2 separate regions of the Homo sapiens genome follow, and region 2 is linked to region 1. A link is a loop called in an ENCODE intact Hi-C map of the cell type or tissue named here. Cell type or tissue: heart right ventricle. All regions are shown on one strand. Each heading gives the region's core, and the rest is flanking DNA. Links, peaks and the distances in the headings are about the cores only.

Region 1 (11,259 bases), core at 1,176-9,175:
TTTTCTTTTTCTTTTTTTGCCTTTTTATTATTTATTTATTTATTTATTTATTTAGTGACAGGGTCTTGCTCTGTCACCCAGGCTGGAGAGCAGTAGTGCAATTCTATCTCACTGCAGCCTAGAATTCCTGGGCTCAAACCATCTTCCCACAAAGCTAGTGCTGTAGGTCACACCGCCACAACCACACCTGGCTGACTTCAAAAAAAAAAAGGTTTTTGTGGAGGCAGGGTCTTGCTGTATTGCCCAGGCTGGTCTCAAACTCTTGCCCTCAAGCAATCCTCCCACCTCAGCCTCCAAAAGCGCTGGGATTGCAGGCATGAGCCACCATGCTCAGCCCTATTATTTTCATTTTAACCATGCTCAGCCCAATTATTTTCATTCTAATGGTGTGCGGTAAAACCTTTTTGTGGTTTTAATATGCATTTCCCAAATCACTGATGCCGATGATGGAAACTTTCTTACGTATTTTTGTCTATTCTCCTGTCTTCTTTTGTGCAGTATCTCTTCAAATCTTTGCTTTTTTTTATTAGGTCATTTTTCTTTTATTATTGAGTTATAAAAGTTTTTATATATTGTGGATACGGGCCCTTCACAAGATATATGTGTTGTGAATATTTTCTTCCAGTCTGTGGTTTGCCCGTTAATTTTCTTAATGGTTTCTTTGATGAGTAAAAGTTTGAAACTTTGATGAACTTCCATCTATCACTTTGTTAATGTTTTTTGTGTCCTCTCTAAGGAATCTTTGTATCTCTAAGGTGAGAAGATTTTTTTTTGCCTTATGGTTTCTTCTAGAAGTTTTATAGTTCCGGGTTTTACATGTAGCCTGTGATCTACCTCAAATTAATTTGTGACTTGTTGTGAGATAGGGATTGAGCTTCTTTTTACCATATTAGAATCCAGTTGTTCCAATATCATTTGTTGAAGAGACTTTCCTTTCCGTTGAATTGCTCTTACATTTTTTCAAAAATCATTTGACTGTATGTAAGTGGGTCTATTTGTGGGCTCTGTATTCTGTTCCAATGATAACTTGTCCATTTTTGTTGTTGTTAATACAACACAGTTCTGATTATAGTCACTTAATAGTCTTGGCCAGGCGCGGTGGCTCATGCCTGTAATCCCAGCACTTTGGAAGGCCGAGGCAGGTGGATCACCTGATGTCAGGAGTTTGAGACCAGCCTGGCCAACATGATGAAACCCTGTCTCTACTAAAAAATACAAAAAATTAGCCAGGTGTGGTGGTGGGTGCCTGTAATTCCAGCTACTCGGGAGGCTGAGGCAGGAGAATCACTTGAACCCTGGAGGCAGAGGTTGCAGTGAGCTGAGATCGTGTCTCTGCACTCCAGCCTGGACAACAAGAACAAAACTCCATCTCAAAAAAAAAAAAAAAAAAAAAAGTAAGTCTTGAAGTTAGGTGGAATAGGTGCTCCAACTGTGTTTTATTTTCACAGTTGTTTCGCATCCCTTTGGCATGCCCATATAAATTTCAAAATTGTCTTGTCGATTTCTACAAAAAAGAATTCTGCTTGGTTCAATCAGTTAGGTTTGGGGCAATTGTTATGTTAATAATATTGAGTTTGCAATCCATGAACACAGCATATTGTTTTTGTTGTTTAGGTTAAATGTAATGTCTCAGCAATAACTTGGTTTTTTTAGACAGCAATCTAACATATCTTTGTTCATTTTATCTCTAGGTACTTTATATTTGGGGATGTTTTGTAATTGGTTGTATTAGGCCATTTTTGCATTGCTATTAAAAAATACCTGAGGCTGGGTAATTTGTGAAGAAAAGATGTTTCATTGGCTAATGGTTCTGCAGGCTGTATAGGAAGCTAGTGCCAGCATCTGCTCCTGGTGAGGCCTCAAGAAGCTTCCAATCATGGCAGAAGGTGATGGGGAGCCAGTGTGTCATATGGAGAGTGAGAACAAGAGAGATGGGGTGATACACACTTTTAAACAATCGTATCTCTTGTGAACTCACAGCAAGAGCACACTCATTACCATAGGGAGGGCACCAAGTCATTCGTGAGGGGCCCGCCCCCATGACCCAAACACCTCTCACCAGGCTCCACCTCCAACATTAAGTGTTATATTTCTGCTGGGTGCAGTGGTTCATGCCTGTAGTCCCGGCACTTTGGGAAGCCGAGACGGGCAGATCACGAGGTCAGGAGATCGAGATCATCCTGGCTAACACGGTGAAACCCCGTCTCTACTAAAAATACAAAAAATTAGCCGGGCGTGGTGGCGGGCACCTGTAGTCCCAGCTACCCGGGAGGCTGAGGCAGGAGAATGGCGTGAACCCGGGAGGTGGAGCTTGCAGTGAGCCCAGATCATGCCACTGAACTCCAGCCTGGGGGACAGAGGGAGACTCCATCTCAAAAAAACAAAACAAAACAAAACAAAACACCAAAAACAAACAAACAAAAAGAAAACAAAACAGAAATTAGCCGGGCGTGGTGGTGTGTGCCTGTAATCCCAGCTACAATGGAGGCCGAGGCAGGAGAATTGCTTGAACTCGGGAGGCAGAGGCTTGCAGTGAGCCGAGATCGCACCACTGCACTTCAGCCTGGCAACAGAGTGAGACTCCGTCTCAAAAAAAAAAAAAAGGGTTATGTTTCAAAATGAGACTTGGAGAGGATACATATCCAAACCATATCAATGGTATTTTAGTAAATTTTTAAAATTCTGAATAGTTTTAGATTTATAGAAAAGTCGCAAAGGTAATACAGAGTTCTCCCATACCCCTCATCCAATTTCCCTTATTGCTAATGTCCTACATTATCATGGCATATTTGCAACAATCAAGAAAGCAACACTGGTACATTACCGAAAACTACATTCCACACTTTATTCAGATTTCACTATTTTTTTCCAGTAATGTCTTTTTTCTGCTCCAGGATACCACATGACATTTTGTCATTGTGTCTCCCCTCTCTCCTCTTGTCTCTGACAATTTCTCAGTCTTTCCGTTTTTTTTTAAATGACATTGACAGTTTTGATGAGTCCTGGTCAGGTATGTTGTAAAATTTTCCTCAATTTTCTCACCATTAGACTGGGATTATGGGCTTTGGGGAAGGCTGCCATAGAGAGGAAGTGCCTTTCCTATCATATCATATCAAAAGTTCATGCTACCAACTGATGACGTTAACATTGAGCCTCTGGCCAAGGCAGCGTTTGTCGCGTCTCTCCACTGCGGAGTTACCGTTCTTCATCCCTCTTCATATGCTACTCTTTGGAAGCCTGTCACCTCCTGGAGAGAGCAATATTTACATCAATTATTTGTTGGCCAGGTGCGGTGGCTCACACCTGTAATCCCAACACTTTGGGAGGCTGAGGAGGGTGGATCACCTGAGTTCGGGAGTTCGAGACCAGCCTGACCAAAATGGAGAAACCCTGTCTCTACTAAAAATACAAAATTAGCTGGGCGTGGTGGCACATGCCTGTAATCTCAGCTACTCAGGAGGCTGAGGCAGGAGAATTGCTTGAACTCAGGAGGCGGAGGTTGCGGTGAGCCGAGATTGTGCAATTGCACTCTAGCCTGGGCAACAAGAGCAAAACTCTGTCACAAAAAAAAAAAAAAATTATATGTTATTCTTCTGTAAGGGAAGACTTGTCTTTATTTTTATTTTTATAATAAAATGCTACATTATTTATTTTGTTGCTCAGCTTGTTCCAGCTTCAGCCATTGGGAGCTCTTTCAGGTTGGCTTGTAAGTCCCTTTGACATGCATGCCCCCCATCAGTTTGATTTTTGAGCATTTTCTTACTTTCTCACCCTACAGGATACTCCAGGCTCATTTTTGTATGCTTGTTGCACCAGTCCTGGAACCAGCCATTTCCCCAAGGAGCCCTGATTTCTTGATTGGAGAATAGTAACTGAGATCAGGGTACTTGGCAGGCTTATTGTTACACAGGTGTTACTGCTTCTAGGCTTCTAGACCTAAGAACTGCCTGAGTATACACATGTACCATAAGGAGTTCTATATGTATGTATTACATATATATAAACCTAAACCTGACTTCATGCTGATGTCTCTCATCTAGGACAAACTGTTTCATCCTAGCTTCCTACCTTTGCTTTTCTATAACTTTCCTCTTGAACAGCAAGAAAACTGGCTACTGTCCTCCACCATCCATTTACTTATTTACTTGTCAAACCTGCTATGCATGGAACACAGTTCTGGAATTGTTAGCCAGTAATCCCAGGAGAAACAACATTACCAACTAGAATACATTGTATAGGTACAGCTGCTTTTGTGTTTAGCCTTCAAGTTTTCAGTCAAAATGCTGTTTTCCAAAGTTACTTAGTTCAATCCTTCCCTCCCTCACCCATATCCTGCAGTGAGGTTGTGTCGTACATTGTAACACAGTTAGATTCTTCTGTCACATTCTACATTCTTTTCTGGGGTCCCCTAACATCCTGTGGCTTTATTATTTATTTTTTTACTTTGCATACATTGAAATTCACATTTTGTGCTATAAAGTTTTATGGATCTCGACAAGTGCACAGTCATTAATCCTCTCCTACTTTGCCACACATAATGGTTCTATCACCCTAAAAATTCCCTTCTGCAGCCTCTTTGTAATCAACTACTCCTCCTTCCCCAAGCCCTGACAATTACTGATATAGGGTTTTCCATTCCTTGACAATTACTGATACAGGATTTTCCATTCTATAGCTTTGCCTTTTCCAGAACATCATATGAATGAAATAATACAATATGTAGCTTTTTAAATCTGGCTTGTTTCCCTTTTGCACACACCAGAGAAGTAGACATATTTTTGAATACATCATATTTTTATGGATGAGTAGCCCTGCAGGAGGATTAAATAAATTAATAGACTTTGTTTAAAAAAAAAGTGTTAAATGCAAATAAAGTCCAGTCACTGGCTGCAGTGCTCTGGCTGGCAGCTACGCAGAGCAGAGTAAAACACCTGGGACTATTGGGTAAATATGTGAATTGTGGAAAAGAATCACTACCACTTAAGTAGCTCTGTTATCTTCGCTAATTTTCTCCCACTCACTAAACAATTGTGGAAGAGTTTGTTAGGGGAGAATGAGCTTTCTTTGGGCATCAGTGCGGTCCGTTTTGCAATAGCATTCAATTGGTTTCTCACTTGCTTCTTTCTCGCTTCTGGGAAAATGTGGCCATAGAGCTTATTTTCCTTTTGCATCTGTCTCAGTTATTTTTCATGGATGTTGCCCGCCATCCTACTCCATGAGTGTCTCCAGCTAACACCCGCCCCCGTGCACCAGTCATGCCCTCTTGCCTCTCAGCTCCATACCCATCCTTCTGCAGCCTACGCCCTCATCTGCTGACTTCTTACGTTCTGCCAATAGGTGGTGCTAGAGAGAGAATGGACTCCTACTTTTCGAATTTAGTGTTGCTCAGAGAGAGGCAGCTGCCTGGAACTGGGCTTTTCTGGAGCTTCCAGAACCTTCTATGTCCTGTAGAGCCGCCATCAGCAGTGGCTATGCCCCTTCCTCAGAGATCTGAGCACCATTGCCTCAACAACTTGCATCTTTTTTCTTTTGTTGCGTCAGCTCAGGGGTAGTAGCAAATTTCATATCTAATTCCTGGGACAGAAGAAATGACAGGGCCAATAATTTATAAATGATGTAGGGATGCATGCATGTATGTACAAATTAATATATGCCTATTTATTTTCTTAAAGTTTGCCCTGTTTTCAGAGAAGGAAATTGAGGTAGTTTATAAGGATAGTCATTTATCATATACTGCTTAATAGCATATAATTTTATTTGTGGAAATGACTGTTTGGTTATTAAAGGAAACTGAATAACCAAACTTCCTCAGTATTCCTTTTGTGCTTCCAGTCTACCAACACCTGAGGAATCATTCTTGTATTAAATCCTGCGTGTTCGAAATTCCCGATATCGTTTCTCTTTCTCTCACTGTATCCTGACTGACAAAACCAGTTAAAAGTCCAGTCTTCCCACCCCATTCTTGTGGCATCTTACTCCTTTAGAAGATTTCTCATTCAGGCCAGGTGCGGGGGCTCACACCTGTAATCCCAGCACTTTGGAAGGCCGAGGCAAGCAGATCATCTGAGCTCAGGAGTTCAAGACCAACCTGGCCAACATGGTGAAACCCCATCTCTACTAAAAATACACCAATTAGCTGGGCGTGGTGGCGTGTGCCTGTAATCCCAGCTACTCAGGAGGCTGAGGCAGGAGAATCACTTGAACTCGAGAGGTGGAGGTTGCAGTGAGCCGAGACTGTGCCATTGCACTCCAGCCTGGGCAACAAGAGCTAGACTCTGTTTCAAAATAAAAATAAAAATAAAAATAAAAAAAGTGAAGAAGATATCTCATTCAGCGCTTCACATGATTCTCTTTTTTGAAGAAAACCTCCTGTAGATGTCAGGACATTTTATAAAGACTTTAATATCTATACTTTACAATAGGGGGAGCATGTTTACTGCTCTCAGGAGCATCCCACAAATGGAAGGCAGTGCTTTTATTATTCTGAGATGAAGTTTCAATTTCCTTTAATGACCAAACTCTGTCATTTCCACAAATAAAATTATATACTATTAACCAGTACATGATAAATGAGTATCCTTGTTAACTACCTCAATTTCCTTCTGTGAAAACAGGACAAACTATAAGCAAATAAATAGACATATATTAATTTCTGCATACCTGCATGCATTCCTACATCGTTTACAAATGATTGGCTTCGCCATTTCTTCTGTCCCAGGAATATGTAATTTGGTTTTTTTACACACGTAAAACCAGCAAATAAACAAAAGAAAATTGAAAACAATAGTAACGAGGAGAGTATTTACATTTTCAGCTACTCCATTCCCCAGTGTGCTTGGGGTCTAGAGCTCTAGGTTATCACCATTTTACACATGAGGCTTAAACAACAGATTCAAAGAAATTAGTGACTTGGCTCATTTATCCAGCTAGTAAGTAGCAGCTCAGCCGGCCTCACTATCCATGATTGTACGCACCATTTTCCTAAAGCCTAACCGTCCTCCTACTTCCCAGGTCCCTGACGGTAGGCAGTATCCTTGAAAGAATGCGGCTGTCCCTGTCAACCTGGATGGAGAGTTCAGCCCCTGGCTTGGGAAGTTAGGCCTCTGACCATGAGTTTTACTCTCCCTCCTTTAACTTTTCCCTCCCGTGAAGAAGAAAGTTATTTTCAAACCTCCATCTGTTTTGTGTTTAACGTGCAGAAAGGTTGCACATTTTCAGTCAGGGACCTTGTTCATAAGCAGTAGATCGTACAACAGTTTATTACACAAGTGGAGATTTTTATGGCTGGCCTTTGTTGAGTTGCCAACTGGGAGAAAGAACATAACGTGCTTAGTGGTCCCTATCAGGAAAAATGAGAAAGCATTAAATACCAGTCAAATCGTCAAGCATTGGAAAGCTGGTAATCAAATCCAGAAATCCCTGGAGTATGGTTGATGAGGAGGGTTTTCTCATCACATTTTTTACATCCATAATTGTTTTCCAAGTCACTTGTGTCACAGGCAGTATCCCAAAGCATTATGTGAGAAGTGCCTCAATGGTGGAATAAACGTTTGACCTAGAAAGACTCACGTCCACTTTGAAATCTGGCCCTGGTCAATGCAGGGCATGAAACTGGCACCCCAGGAAGAGCTTTATATATTTTTAATTACATTATCATGTTGAGGACATCAGCTACATAGAAACTTGCTCAAGACTTACTAGGCTTCTTTCCATACCCAGGCCATATTCTCTGTATTCCTAGGAGGGAATGTAATTTACTGGTGGTTTGTCCCCAGCCATGAGACAGAGGGTAGAAAACTCCACAAAGCATCCTAGTAAACATTGCATCTGAACAATTCCAACTGTAACCAGCCAATGCCAATGGTAATGGATCACTCTTGCCCCTTCCTTTTTAATTTTCCCAAAAGCTCAGACCATCACAGAGGCTGCCCAATAAAAGTCGGTAGAGACCTCAGAAACATTCCAGTCTTCCAGCAGTTCTCAGCCCAGGCTGCACGTCAGAGTCCCTGGGGGAGCCTCATCCCAGCCTAATTAAATAAAATCTCTTGGAGTGGGCGAGGACATTGGTACATTCTCCAGGTGACCCTAATATGCTGCCTGGATTAGAAATCACGGGTCTAGTCTAGCTACCTAATTTTACTGGTGGAGGAAATTGAGCCTGGAGAAGTTACTGTCCACAATACTTGATTCACAGTGCCTTGGTTCTTTCCCAGGGAGGCGTTTTCTCACAATCACGCTGTAACTCCATAACTTCATGTCTCACATCTCCTAACTCTGTGTTTATAAAAGCGACGCATTCAAACCTAACCCAGTCCGCTTTTTGCTTGTGCACAAATACCGTGCAGTAGCTTGTATGAGCAGTACCAGCAGCTCTGTGTTCCCCAAGGTATATGAAGAATAATGTCAGGACTGTGGAGAAAATGCAGGTAAAGAACCCACTTTTTTCTCCAGATGGTCCATGGAGAAGGGATTTAAGAAGTGGTCCTTAAACATGAAGGAGATTCAACTTCATTTTTCTTATTAGTCCCTTATTAAATCCTTCTCTGTTTGTGTTTGAAAAAACAGCTGTGTGTTGTGTGTTTGAAAAAACAGTCCTACTTTATTCCTGATGTCAATGTTAATGGTCTCCCCATCAAGTCCCAAAATGTTCTAAGATGGTTATTAAATTTTATGATCACCCTACTCTAGATGAGTCCCACCAAAAGTGTCACACTTGCTGTTATTGAAAGATCCTTCCTTTTTCAGGCTGAGAATCTCAAGCCTTTTTCCAACCCACAGGCCACGTTCTAATTGCTTTCTTCCTGGGAGTCTGATAAACAGTGTTCTCGATCTGATAGACAGCTAATACCCCGGGGGGACATTGCTCGGTAGCCTTGGACTTCTCAGCTTAATCGCCCTAGCTTTAATGCCACTTAAATCAGAATGTAAGCACTGAAAGAATTTCAGGAATCCAATGATATAAATTGTATTTTTAGAGCCGTGAATGACTTGAGCGAGTGAAACAGTGCAGTGGCTTAAGATAGTTCTCTTTAGTTTTCCCATGATTTATCACAAGCAAGTTCACAGCAGGTTAAAATAATTGAATGCGGTGATAGCATACATACTGGCATGATTTTATGAGCCGTCATTCATAACATATTTGTCCCAAAGCATAATTTCCATGATAGAACTCTGATTCACATGTAATTTTTTTGCAGCGACGACACAGTTGAAATAACTCCTTCGTGGAGGCTGGCTACATTTTCACAACGTCTGGTCCCAAGCTAGATCTTCGGGAAAAGGGATCAAGGAAATGACTATTCCTCCAAATAAAATGTAAGTATATCCTGATAAAATGTTCACTTTTTTGGAGAATAAAGAGAAATGTTCTTTCCGGGAGAATTGTGACTCGGAGGTTATGCCTTGCGATCTCTACCTATTTCTCACTACTTCTTTTATTTTTCTTTTTCCTTCATTGTTTATTTTCCACTTTTCTCCTAATGTACTTTTTCTTCTACTTATTAGCTGTGTCCCCTGGGCAAGTAATTTTTCCACTCTGTAATCAAATGCTATAATATGGGGATGATAAAAAATAACTCCACAGGTCATTGTGCAGAATAGAGATAATGAATGTGTGGGTACATATGTGCCCCAAAACTCAGCTGTGTAAGAAAAGCAACTTTCTTTTTATATTTTTATAACTCGACTTAGTTTCTATTTTGAATCCCTATTTGGCTTCATCGTGGAGATGTAATCTCAGTCAAAGCAAGATGCTCTCATCAAAACCTACATGACATCTACATGGATGTCAGATCCATGTAGCTTTCCACCTTCAGCCCTGCCTGGATGTTCCACCATTGCCCTGCCGGTTAGCCAGGCTGCAGGCAGGTGCTACACGCTAGGACTCCTTCCTGGGAACTCAACCATCACGTCAGGTTTCTTGGCTTCCCTGGATCTCCTTCTCAAATTTGAAAAGTCTTGTCTGGTCTGGAGAAAAAGTTTCCCAGCTTTTCATTTAATCTTCCAAATCTTTAGTTTATGACCAGAACCTGCCATTTGAGACTCAAAAGCTAAAAATATGACTCCTCTGTTATCTTTGTTTCACTGGTTTTCCCTTCCCTGAAGCTTTACAGAAGGCCTAGCTGCCTAATGGGGAGAAACACGGGAAATACCAAGGAAAACATATGGGCAAATATCTCCCAAGAATTTCCCACCACTTGTATGAAGCACCAAGAGGAAGGCCTGACATACAGTAGGAAGCCAGCAAAGGTGACTGCACCTTTATATGAAGGTTCCAAGTCTGGTTCCATGTTTCTGGGCTCTGTGTCCTTGGACAAGTTGTCTTTCTGTGCCTCAGTTTCCCCACCTGCAACATGGAGATGATAATAGTACTTACCTCACAAGGTAATATGTGTATAAAGTGTTCAATGAATTAGTTACACTATTATTGTTTTTTTTACCACTAGTACAAACTTCTGTCCTTGAAAGCCATTAGCTTAATACTATCGGCAACCATAATAGTGTTGATGCAGTTGACACATAGAGTGCATCCCACAGAGGAGAAGGTAAACATATCACAGGGAAAGAGGGAGCTACTGGTCCCAAGTATGAAACTGGGATGAGTTTCCTGGAAATGCATCCTTCTGGGTAAAATCTGGGTATAATGATGCTGAGTGGTGAGTTAAGAAGCAATCAGCCAACTTCAGTCAAGGCAGTTCTCAGGTGCTAGCAAGGAGAGGCAGATTCTTGAGGATCTAGAGTCTGAATCAGAAGATGGATCCAAGCTTGTAACCCAGGGGACAAAATGGAGTCAGAAGAAAGGGATGAGGAGCAAAGTTAGAGAAAGGCAGGCTAAGCCAATGTGAGAAATAGATCTGGTTGACGATGGCCAGCAGTTGTTGGAGAACAGAATACGCGTGGGGCCTCTCCTGAGATGTGAGGCCACTGAGGGGTTTTGCTGAGGGAGATACCACTTCTGTGAGCAAGGACAATGAGAGGAAACTGCGGGAGAGAGAATGGTCCACCAGTCCCAAGCTAAATAAACCTTTTTCTCTGGCCCATCCAGCTGATGAGCATGAGAATGAGAATGTGGGACCTCCACCCCTGCACCTGCCTACCCTCCAGTCCCAGAGCCAGTTTGGTCTATGTCTTTCTCAACCCACATTCTGCCAGGACAATTGAGCCCGAATGGGACAGTGGAAAGGGCATCGCATGGGAAGTCAGGAGACCTGAACTCCAGACCCAATCAATGACCAACTAGCCTGAGACTTTAGACATATT
Region 2 (11,259 bases), core at 1,738-9,737, 190 kb after region 1:
GGGCTTTGCCTCTGTGGAAGCCATCTCAGGCATCATTGAGAGGTGGGCAGGGCATGCCCAGGTGGGAGCTGAAGTTGGAGAGAGGCCTCTAGAAATCTGAGGGCAGCTTGAGGCTCTGGGAGGGGCTGAGGAGCATCCTGTCAAAGAGAAAAGGGAGACAGGATAAAGCACTTTTTTTTTTTTGAGATGGAGTTTTTGCTCTTGTCGCCCAGGCTGGAGTGCAATGGCGCGATCTCTGCTCACTGCAACCTCCCAGGTTCAAACAATTCTCCTGCCTCAGCCTTCCAAGTAGCTGGGATTACAGGTGCGTGGCACCACACCTGGCTAATTTTTGTATTTTTAGTAGAGATGGGGTTTCACCATGTTGGCAAGGCTGATCTCGAACTCCTGACCTCGTGATCTGCCCGCCTTGCCTAATGTTATTTTTCATCCCTAGAGGATTCACCTCAAGAGCAACGCAGGGCAGGTATTTACACAGGTTAACTGCTTTTCCTGACTTGTGTGGCCCTAGGATCAGGTGTATCAAAAGACATGAAGATCATCCTGGGCAGCATAGTGACACCTCATCTTTACAAAAAAATTTAAAATTAGCCAGGCATACTGGTGCATGCCTGTAGTCCTAGTTACTCGGGAGGCTGAGGCAGGAGGATCACTTGAACCCAGGAGTTTGAGGCTGCAGTAAGCTATGATCAAACCACTGCACACCAGCCTGGGTGACAGAGTGAGACCCTATCTCTCAAAAAAAGGAAAAAAAAGGCCAGGCGTGGTGGCTCATGCCTGCAATCCCAGCACTTTGGGAGGCTGAGCGGTGGTGGATCACCTGGGATCAGAAGTTCGAGACCAACCTGACCAACGTGGAGAAACCCCATCTCTACTAAAAATACAAAATTAGCTGGGCATGGTGACAGGCATCTGTAATCCCAGCTACTTGGGAGGCTGAGGCAGGAGAATCGCTTGAACCTGGGAGGTGGAAGTTGCAGTGAGCCAAGATCGCGTCACTGCACTCCAGCTTGGGCGATGAGCGAAACTCCATCTCAAAAAAAAAAAAAAAAAGACATAAGGCAAATTTCTAAAGTGCCAGGGATCTGAGTAAAAAAAATTAGTCATTCCAACATCTACCTATTATGCCATTTCCATAATAAAAGCATCTGATCGCTTTCCAGAGCAGTGAGTTCTGACTTTGGTTAGATAGTCCAATCAGTCTGTAGACTATGACATGCTAAATCTATGCAAATGTCTTTAGGCAACAGCTACACTGAAACTATAGCTACCTTTCTGTGTACGACTTTCTCCCTTAGGACACAAATTTTGCTTCAGTCTCTTCCAGGATGTCAGGAGGTAGTCTGTCCATGATTTAAAATAGCTTCTATTGCAGTGGACCGGGCCAGCTCACAGGTTGATAAGGAAGGAGGCGCATTTTCATATTCTACTTCATGGTTTCCTGCCCTTGGTGTGGGTCTTCACAGAAAGGTAACTAGGATTCCAATTATCTTGCTTTAATCTTGGCATTTTAAATGTTTATGCAAAGAAAGTACAGCTGACTCATTCATCTGATCACTTCCAAGAGGGAGAGGAGAGGCTCCGAGTCACCAGCCCAAGATCCCCAAGGGGCCAGTGCCCAGAGCCAGTCCTGCGAGCATAGCCAGAGGATGATGTCAGGGCTTCCCAAAGCAGGTCCTTGTCATCACAGCCCCGACGCGTCTGCAGGGACAATAGCCAGCACACCGCTCTCCATCAGCTCCCAGCCAGCCTCATGCTGGGGAAGATTGGAGCGGAGGCCCAGGGTCACACCACGGAGCCAGGAGACTTGGTCATTCCAGAGGCAGTCAGATAAGGTGACCTTTGTCCCTCTCTGCATGGGCTTGGCTTGAACCAGGAAGGAGAGGGAGTGGCATGCCAGCCTTTCCACCCACACTCCTCCTACTCTGAGGAAGGGCCGCCTTTGCTTTCCCAGAAGGAACCTCTCAGGACCAACCAGTTTTTCTGGTTCTGGAGTTGTGCTGACCTTTGCAAAGCTGACCAGAGGATAAACTGCCTCCCGGGTGGTCTGTTTATTTTTGATGATGTTAAACTTGAGACAAACAGATGCTCCTACCAAAAACAATAGCAACAATAGCAACAATAACAGCAAGAAATTATTAATCACTTACACGTCAGGAACTGGGCCCAGTGCTTTCCATATGTTATTACCTAATCCTCGAAACCCTGAAAGCTAGCTATTATGATGATGATTCCCATTTTATAGATGGGGAAACTGAGGCTCAGAGAGGTCAAATAACTTGCCAACTGTCACGCTATCCCTGAACTGGTAGAACCAAAAAGCAAACTCAAATGCGTCTGACTCCAGAACCCAGGGCCTTGTGGGCCACACCGAACACCACAGGAGGTGTTCATGCCAAAAGGAAGCCACTGCTATGTACTTACAGGAGCCCCTCCACTGTTAAGGTTTTTCCCATCAACAGCGACGAGCTAAGTCTATAGCTGTGTCTGGGCTCCCTGCCCTTTCCCTCATCTTCTGCCCTGGCAGTGGCAAATCTAAACCAGTCACTTGTAGCCCTGAAAGAGTGGTGATTGACAGGGGCCCCCATGGTGAGATCTTGTGGCCTGGACAGCGACCAGTGGTCCTCAGTGCAGCTGTCAGTATGTTCTAACTTGGCACATTGTGCTTTTTAGATACCGGAGAGGAGTCATATTTGGGGCCTTGGCACTCATCCTGGTTGTTTACGCAGGTGTAAACCCGTACGCGGGATGTAGTTCCATGCACTCATGGTTTCCTCATTTCATTGACTTAAGCAAGGGAGACTCCTACAAGCAATGTCTCTCCAGGGGTTGGCTCCTAAAATAGCCCTCTCCCCTGGCTGAAAGCACTTCTTTGTCATCCTCCCCAACCCAAGCATGCTAATGGCCACTCTATCATTTCTCGTCCACACGCCCCATCCTTTCATTGTCAGACGCGCCCCTCTCCCTTTCTGCTGTCCTGTCCACCGCTGACAGTCACTTCAGGCTCCATTCAATCCCACCTCCTCCGGGAGGCTTCTTGGACAACTTCGCATCGCTGTCTCCTCTCTGTAACCACCACCAGCACTCACCAGGCAGTCTGGCCCGTGACAGATTCTCTGATTGTGTCCCATCCAGATACAAGGATCTCCTTTCTCATGGTTTTCTGTCTCTTCTCTTAGCCATATCTTATCTGATCACACCTCAGCTTGTCTCTGCTCCTCTTAAAATGGGAAGGCTGGAGTTAAACGCAACAATTTAGGAATGCTCCGTCCAGCCCTGGGGAAAGGGGGATTGATTACCTACACCTTTATTCCAGATACTCAACTTCTAGACTTTTCGACATCATTCTTGTGCTTCGACCTGGGGTCACCAAATGCCAGGTGTCAGAGTGGAAAGGGCTGATTCACTGGTAGTAACTTCAGGGCTGCAACAATCTTTCCACCCCTTTACTGAGGCAAGTCCGAATTAAATTCATCGGGACTCTCCCTTCCCAGAATCTCCTGCCTTCTTTGTTCCTCAAAAGCAAGATGTCACAGTCAGTCCCTCAGATCTCAAAAATTCAGCTATTTTGTGGAATTCTGGAGACAGCCTTAGCATATGACCTATGTATACGAAGTAGGCTGGGCGCGGTGGCTCACGCCTATAATCCCAGCACTTTGGGAGGCTACAGCAGGTGGATCACGAGGTCAGGAGATCGAAACCATCCTGGCTAACACAGTGAAACCCTGTCTCTACTAAAAATACAAAAAATTAGCCAGATGTGGTGGCAGGTGCCTGTAGGACCAGCTACTTGGGAGGTTGAGACAGGAGAATTACTTGAACCCGGGAGGTGGAGGTTGCAGTGAGTCGAGATTGTGCCACTGCACTCCAGCCTGGGCAACAGAGCAAGACTCCATCTCAAAAAAAAAAAAACAACCAAATAGTAGAGATGTTGGTCATTTTCTGTGTTACCCCTGCCCTACCTATCCCCCAATCAACCAAGCAGGTTGATGATGTACCATAAACCATACAATGGCTTCACCTGCTGACTTCCAGGAAAGATGACTAATTCTGCCACCCCCTCTACCAGGTGAGTCTGAGATTCCAACGGCTGATACTGTGGTCCTAGTTCAGTCTCAAAATAACTGGGTAGACCTGACCTTACAATGTGTTCATTTATTAAAAAGAAATGAGAAGGCTGGGTGCAGTGGCTCACGCCTGTAATCCCAGCACTTTGGGAGGCCGAGGTGTGTGGATCACCTGAGGTCAGGAGTTCAAGACCAGCCTGGCTAACATGGTGAAACCCTGTCTCCACAAAAATACAAAAATTAGCTGGGCATGGTGGCGCATGCCTGTAGTCCCAGCTACTTGGGAGGCTGAGGCCAGAGAATCACTTAAACCTCGGAGGGGGAGTTTCAGTGAGTTGAGATCATGTCACTGCACTCCAGCCTGGGTGACAGAGCAAGACTCCGTCTCAAAAAAAAGAAAAAAGAAAAAAAGAAAGAAATGAGAAAATGTGCCCCCTTCCTGAACTATTATGAAGTCTAACAAAGTTAGCTGTTTTTGCTATTGCTGCCACTGCTAGGTAAACTACTCAGCCACCTGCTATTTTTATTATTTGCTCTCTCTCTACTTGAAACAATGAAATTAGGGTTTTGGGGTCATAAGAGGAGAAACCACCCTCTCTCCCCTTCTCTTAACATTTCCACCCATGTTAGAATATGTAGATTTTGCAATTTGGTTAATTTCCTCTAATTTGTACACATCTGGGAGGTGATACCCTGTGTGGAGAGAGGAGGAGTCTTTGTCATGAGAAGTATCAGATCAGAGAAGGTCCACATGCATTTAGACTGAAGGAAGTGGGCAGGGGAGGTGACATCACAAAGCTCTCAGACTGAGGGTCCTGCTGGGCAGAGAAGACTGGCTGCCCTGAGAGGCTGACAAAGTCACATGCAGGGTCTCTGAGAGTGTGAATGGCACTGGCCCGGGGCACGTGCCATGTGGATCCCAAGAAAATGCAGTGACTTCTAGAGTGGGGAACACTTAACCCCCTAACCCCCATCCACCCACCCACCTACTGCATGCCTACCTGGCCCTCAGTAATACACATGATCCTTTTTTTTTTTTTTTTTTTTTTTTGAGACACAGTCTTGTTCTGTCGCCCGGGCTAGAGTTCAGTGGTGTGATCTCTGCTGACTGCAACCACTGCCTCCCGGGTTCAAGCAATTCTCCTGCCTCAGCCTCCGGAGTAGCTGGGATTACAGGTGCTCGCCACCATGTCTGGCTAATTTTTGTATTTTTAGTAGAGACGGGGTTTCACCATGTTGGCCAGGCTGGTCTCGAATTCCTGACCTCATGATCCACCTGCCTCGGCCTCCCAAAGTGCTGGGATTACAGGCATGAGCCACCGTGCCCAGCCACATTAGGCATTTTTCTAAGGTATGAATTTCTATGATGAACATGTATTACTTTTATATTCATGGTAAAGCGATAATGACTTTTATAAATAACCTTGGAGCAGAAATGCTCAGCCCCAAACCCTTCCCAGTTAGTGGGCCGCCCCATGGGCCTGTGACTGGAGTTTCCCCCTGCCCTGTCCTTGCACGGCCTCCTTCCTGATGTGACACTTGGATGCCTGTGAGAGGGCCTGTGACAGATGCCAGCAGTGGTGGCGATGACAAGCCCAAAGCCACATTTGTTCCATTACTTCCAGCTCCTCGTTGCCTTTGCAATCCCTGCGGTGAGAGCTCCTTTCTCTTATCTGCACAAGGCAAGAGTCAAAAGTTCTTGTCAGTGTGATTGCAGAATATCAGACTGGAAAACTTCCTGATAATACCTAAATTCCTTTAGCGCAGAGCAGTCCCTGGACTCGGGTCAGGAGAGCTATGTGGCTTCAGCACATTGTGTACTGTGCAGCTGGATAATAAACCAGATGAAATTTGGCAAATAAAAATGTAAGGATGTCATTCTAGTCCCATCTGGTGTGATAACCCCTCTCCCACACCAATTTGTCTGTTCCCTTAGCAAAACCATGCAGGCGGCAGAGGAAGAGTCTCTGCTTGTGTGAGCCATTGAGGAATTCCAAAATAGACACAAAGATATGAGGAATACAAAGAAATGCCAAATAATAAAAAATGAGGATCAAGCTGAGGTTTCTGAGACACATTTATGGCTTTTGTAAACAGTCATGCATTCGTTGAATGGCTCTTTGGGATGCACTGGTGACATTAGCTAATTCTGACATTTAGGAATTTAAACTTAGTAGCTGTCCTAGCTTATCCTTATTAACAAAGTTTGCTAAACATTGCGTGCTGTGCGCCCTGCTTTATGTTTGAAGATGATGCAAATGGCAGGCTGTCATCTCGATTCCATCTCTCATCGTAAAACCCGAGGGACACGGGCGCATGCTCCCACCATGTTTTCCTCTGGCCTCATTCTGCACCCAGCATTCCCTGTTCTTTCCTTACCTTCCCCAGTTTAGTTTCAAAAACATATGGGTTCCCAAAGAAAACAGGAAGAAATGCAGAAACGTGAAAATAAAGTTTAACAAGTGATGATAGACCTTTGATAGAGCACTCTTTCCTCCATGCCAAACAAACCGCTTTTTATAAACCAAATAATTTAAAGTATAGCTTCACTCTTACCTAAACTTAAAACAAACTGGAGAGAGAGAGGTGTATTTTTAATAGAAATGACACATCGAAGCATTTCCAAAAATGCCCTTTGATGCTCCTAAGCCACTGACCAAGTTCCTGGATTTCACCCCCTCAGGTAACCAGGTGAGTTTCTCCAAATCCACGGATGCTTTTGCCTTTGAAGAGGACAGCAGCAGCGATGGGCTTTCTCCGGATCAGACTCGAAGTGAAGACCCCCAAAACTCAGCGGGATCCCCGCCAGACGCTAAAGCCTCAGATACCCCTTCGACAGGTTCTCTGGGGACAAACCAGGTAAAAAACAAAACAAACAAACGAAAAAAGTAAAACAGCATCTCAGTGTATTATCGTTTCAGTCTTAACATCAACACTGTTAACAGCTGGTTTTGCTTAGAGAATGCAGAGATGTCCCTGGCTGCCACAGCATTTTGATGCCTCTTCTCACTCTATTCAGCGCAGGCCTCTGTGTGGGGTGACAAAAGCTCCAGAAAACACTGAAAGAGAACCTCCAGAACTACACCCTTTAACTTATCCATTAAGCATCTGCTCTGCCAAGCAGATACCTTTTATCTCCATTTTTATGGACAAACTAGCTAAGACTCAGTGAGATTGGATGACTCGCCAACAATCTCCCAGCTAGAAAGTGCCAGAGCAGGACTGATTCAAAGTTCACCATCTCTCTATGCACTGAGGACTCACTACGGGGCTCCAGGGAGTGGAGAGAAGGAAACGCTGGCTCTCTCCAAGGCAGGGAGGCCCACGTTGCTTCTGCTTTTAGCAGGTTTCTACCTAGCAAGCTGCAGCAAAATTCAGCCCCAACCCAACCATAACATTCACCTCTTTCTGTACAAATCTACAAACCCTTGAGCATGAGGAACATGTATTGAGAATACTCTTAAAGCACATTTATAAAGAATAATGATGATTATGGGCTGGGCACGGTGGCTCACGCCTGCAATCCCGGCACTTTGGGAGGCTGAGGCGGGCGGATCACCTGAGATCAGGAGTGCAAGACCAGCCTGGCCAACACGGTGAAACCCCGTCTCTACTAAAAATACAAAAATTAGCCGGGCATGGTGGTGCGCGCCTGTAATCCCAGCTACTTGGGAGGCTGAGGCAGGAGAATCACTTGAAACCGGAAGGCAGAGGTTGCAGTGAGCTGAGATCATGCCACTGCACTCCAGCCTGGGCAACAAGATTGAAACTCCATCTCAAAGGGGGAAAAAAAAAGAATAATGATGATTATGAACAACAGTTCCTGCTACATATTAAGTGCTCACTCTGGGCCAGGGGCAGTGCCAAGTGCATCACAAAAGTTTCCTCATTTGAAATCAGAGACCCCTCCAAGTAGGTATCATCGAGGTTGATTCTGACAGAGAAGGAACTAAAGCTCTGTGAGGCCGAGCAACTGGTGGGCTCTAGAAGTATGGCAGAGTGTCAGCCACGCCGGGGAAATCCAGCCAGAGGTATGGAGCCCTTAAGAGAGATGCACCCGGGCATCCACATATGAGGGGAAGGAGATGCGTAAGTGTGAAAGCCAGATGTGAGCTCTTCCAACTCTGTCTCTATCCAGAGAGCCCTTCAGACCCTCAGCCCCTTCCCTTTACCACTCCTGGCCTCACAGAAATTGTGCAATGAACTGAAATTAGATACATTTGAAAGCTGGGTTATTTTTTCCCACTGAAAAGTACCATACAGATATTAGGGACAGTTAAAATAATTATCATTCAGTGCCTCGTTTCCCAAAACCATGCCAGTTACTGATCACCGTCATGCCTATCTTCACCCCATCAGAGCAAACCTAAAGCTGCCAAGGAGAAAAAGTGAAATGGGAGGAAAAAGGGAGGCATGGAAAGCTGAGCTGAATACTTGTGTGTTTATTGTGCAAGAGTGTATAATCAAAGCATTTTTCCTTCCCCTGCATGCCACAGCTGGTCTTTGCAGCCAAATTTCTTTGATAACATCAAACGGTGTATCAGATCATTTGTACACATTATTCTGACAGTAAATTCCTAAGCTTCTGATTTAAGAATGGTTTGAGGAAAAGGCAAGTTCTTTTCTGCTTCACCTTAGGAGAGGGGAAGAAGAGAACAAGCACCGAACAATGCCAGGCAAGATGCAAAAATCATTGTTTGTCATTTCTCCCGGCAATCATGTTTGACAGATGAGGACACTGAGGCTCCAAGAGAAAAGAATCCTTTGGGCCTTTGACAGGTGCCAGGCAGGGCTCAGGGAAGAACTGCAAAGCTCATTCCTCACCCCCCATGGAGAGATCATGGGCAGCCCTGGCTCCTTTTTGTCAGAGTTGAAACAGAGGAATATAGGAGAGAAAGAGAAAATAATTTTTCCCTTTACAGACTCTACCTCTGGTAAAGGTTTCTTATGACTTTATACACATGCATGCGCACGCACACACAAACACACACACAGACTCACATATGTATACACACAAAACCACATATACATATACATGCCTGTGTGCACACATGTGCACACACACACACGTATACACCTAACATGCACACACACATATATACACACATGCTCATAAGCACGCATGCACGTACACACATACATGCACATATAAACACTCAGACACACACTTGGAGATACACACACACACTTCCAAACACACACTTTCCCTTTTTCTGCTAACATCCTTTTTATCTACCTTGTTCATTGTCCTACTTTCCCCCCAAATTCCTACACTCACTCTTCCCTGCTGCTCTTTTTCAATTGCATTATCAAGACAGGTGGACCTTGTCACACACAGGTGGAACGCCCACACACCGAGACCAGATGTCCCAGTTTGCCTAGAACAGACCAGTTTTATACCTGTCTTTTGGAATCATTACTTAGAATGATTCCCTTTCTCTCTCAAAAGTGTTCTCAGCTGGATGATAAGTTTATATATATATATGTATATATGTATATACACATAAACATATTTATATGTGTATACACATGTACATATATATACACACACACATATATACACACATATACGTATGTGACTCCTCCCACTGAGGGAGTAGGCTGATATTTACTTGGGTGAGAAGCTAGGATGAAAGCAGCAGAGGTATATATACGGACTCTAACATTTCTGTGTCACACAACTTATTCCTGTATCTTCCTAATATCGGTAACATTTGGATTTCAGGATCTTGCTTCTGGCTCAGAAAATGACAGAAATGACTCAGCCTCACAGCCCAGCCACCAGTCAGATGCGGGGAAGCAGGGGCTTGGCCCCCCCAGCACCCCCATAGCCGTGCATGCTGCTGTAAAGGTACGGACACATCAGCCTCCAAGCCCTGCCTGAGCGCTCGGCTCACAGAGCCGACTTGGAGCAGAACTTTCTGAGTTAGGTCTGACAACACGAGGAGAGTTACACGGAGGACCCAGGCAGAGGTTCAGCTCACTAGGAGGGTCACAAAACAGGAGATGAGAAATGGGTCACCATCCTTGCAGCACAGCAGAAGTCACCTCTGCCACGGAGAAGGCTGTGGGTTTGCATTTCTTTGGAATCACAGTCCAGCCAGCACGTTCCCCACTTAAAAGATTTCATAAGCTCACCTTTGAGGTAGACACAGCTGATTGTAAGGCAGGATTTGCAAGTTTCATAAAATAGGTATGCAGCAGTTGGATTTTATGCAAGGGAAGTAGCCCTGAAAAGCTTGCATAACGTAAAACTTACATCATTCAAGCCAGTCTTCCTATGGAAATAACCACGGGGTTTCATTCATAGTAGGCAGGTAGCTAGAATCATTATAGCAAATGTTTAGTTTTCTCAGCATTATATCTTTTTGTTAATTTTTATTTTTATTTCAATAGTTTTGGGGGTGCAGGTGGTTTTTGGTTACACAGAGAAGTTCTTTAGTGGTGATTTTTTTTCTTTTTCTTTTTTCTTTTTTGAGACAGAGTCTCTCTCTGTTGCCCAGGTTGGAATACAGTGGCGCGATCTCAGCTCACTGCAACCTCCGCCTCCCAGGTTCAAGTGATTCTCCTGCCTCAGCCTCCCGAGTATCTGGGACTACAGGCTCCCGCCACCATGCCCGGCTAATTTTTTGTGTTTTTCATAGAGATGGGGTTTCACTGTGTTAGCCAGGATGGTCTTCATCTCCTGACCTCATGATCCACCTGCCTTGGCCTTCCAAAGTGCTGGGATTACAGGCGTGAGCCACTGCGCCCGGCCCTTTAGTGGCGATTTCGGAGATTGTAGTGCACCCGTCACCTGAGCAGTGTACACTGTACACAATACGGAATCTTTTATCCCTCACCCCACTCCCAATCTTCCCCCAATCCCCAAATTCCATTACATAATTCTTACGCCTCTGCATCCTCATAGCTTAGTTCCCACTTATAAGTGAGAACACATGATACTTGGTTTTCCATTCCTGAGTTACTTCACTTAGAATAATGGCCTGCAGCTCCATCCAAGTGGCTGCAAAAGACATTATTTCATTCCTTTTTATGGCTGAGTAGCATTCCATGTTGTATATGTACCACATTTTCTTTATCCACTTGTTGGTTGATGGGCACTTCGGTTGGGTCCATATCTTTGCACTTGCGACTCGTGCTTCTATAAACACCAGCATCGCATCTCACAGTACACAGGCTGCTCTCTCTT

What was found. A loop is a pair of places that touch in the nucleus more often than their neighbours do. Peaks named below come from ENCODE experiments on the same cell type or tissue, not always from the same donor. Only the 100,000 strongest peaks of a DNase experiment are listed, where the experiment ranks them.
Region 2: it touches region 1 in a loop (6-fold over the local background); 42 of 110 quality-filtered maps call a loop at or near these places.

What each region holds. Positions count from the first base shown.
Region 1 is chr17:12,540,763-12,552,021 of GRCh38, forward strand. It overlaps LINC00670 (long intergenic non-protein coding RNA 670), which reads left to right and starts at 9,206. Exons shown (of 4, transcript NR_034145.1): 1 at 9,206-9,315. RefSeq lists a silencer at 5,170-5,464. In heart right ventricle, for the core only: CTCF peaks have their summits at 5,327 (motif pointing right) and 5,529; no DNase peak of the experiment used is centred there; H3K4me3 peaks cover 471 bases; H3K27ac peaks cover 2,150 bases.
Region 2 is chr17:12,729,411-12,740,669 of GRCh38, forward strand. MYOCD (myocardin) reads left to right here. Exons shown (of 14, transcript NM_001146312.3): 6 at 6,751-6,926; 7 at 9,793-9,918. Among named protein-coding and RNA genes, the nearest start is that of MYOCD-AS1, 29 kb to the left of the region's middle. In heart right ventricle, for the core only: no CTCF peak of the experiment used is centred there; DNase peaks (open chromatin) are centred at 2,641 and 5,641; H3K27ac peaks cover 7,219 bases.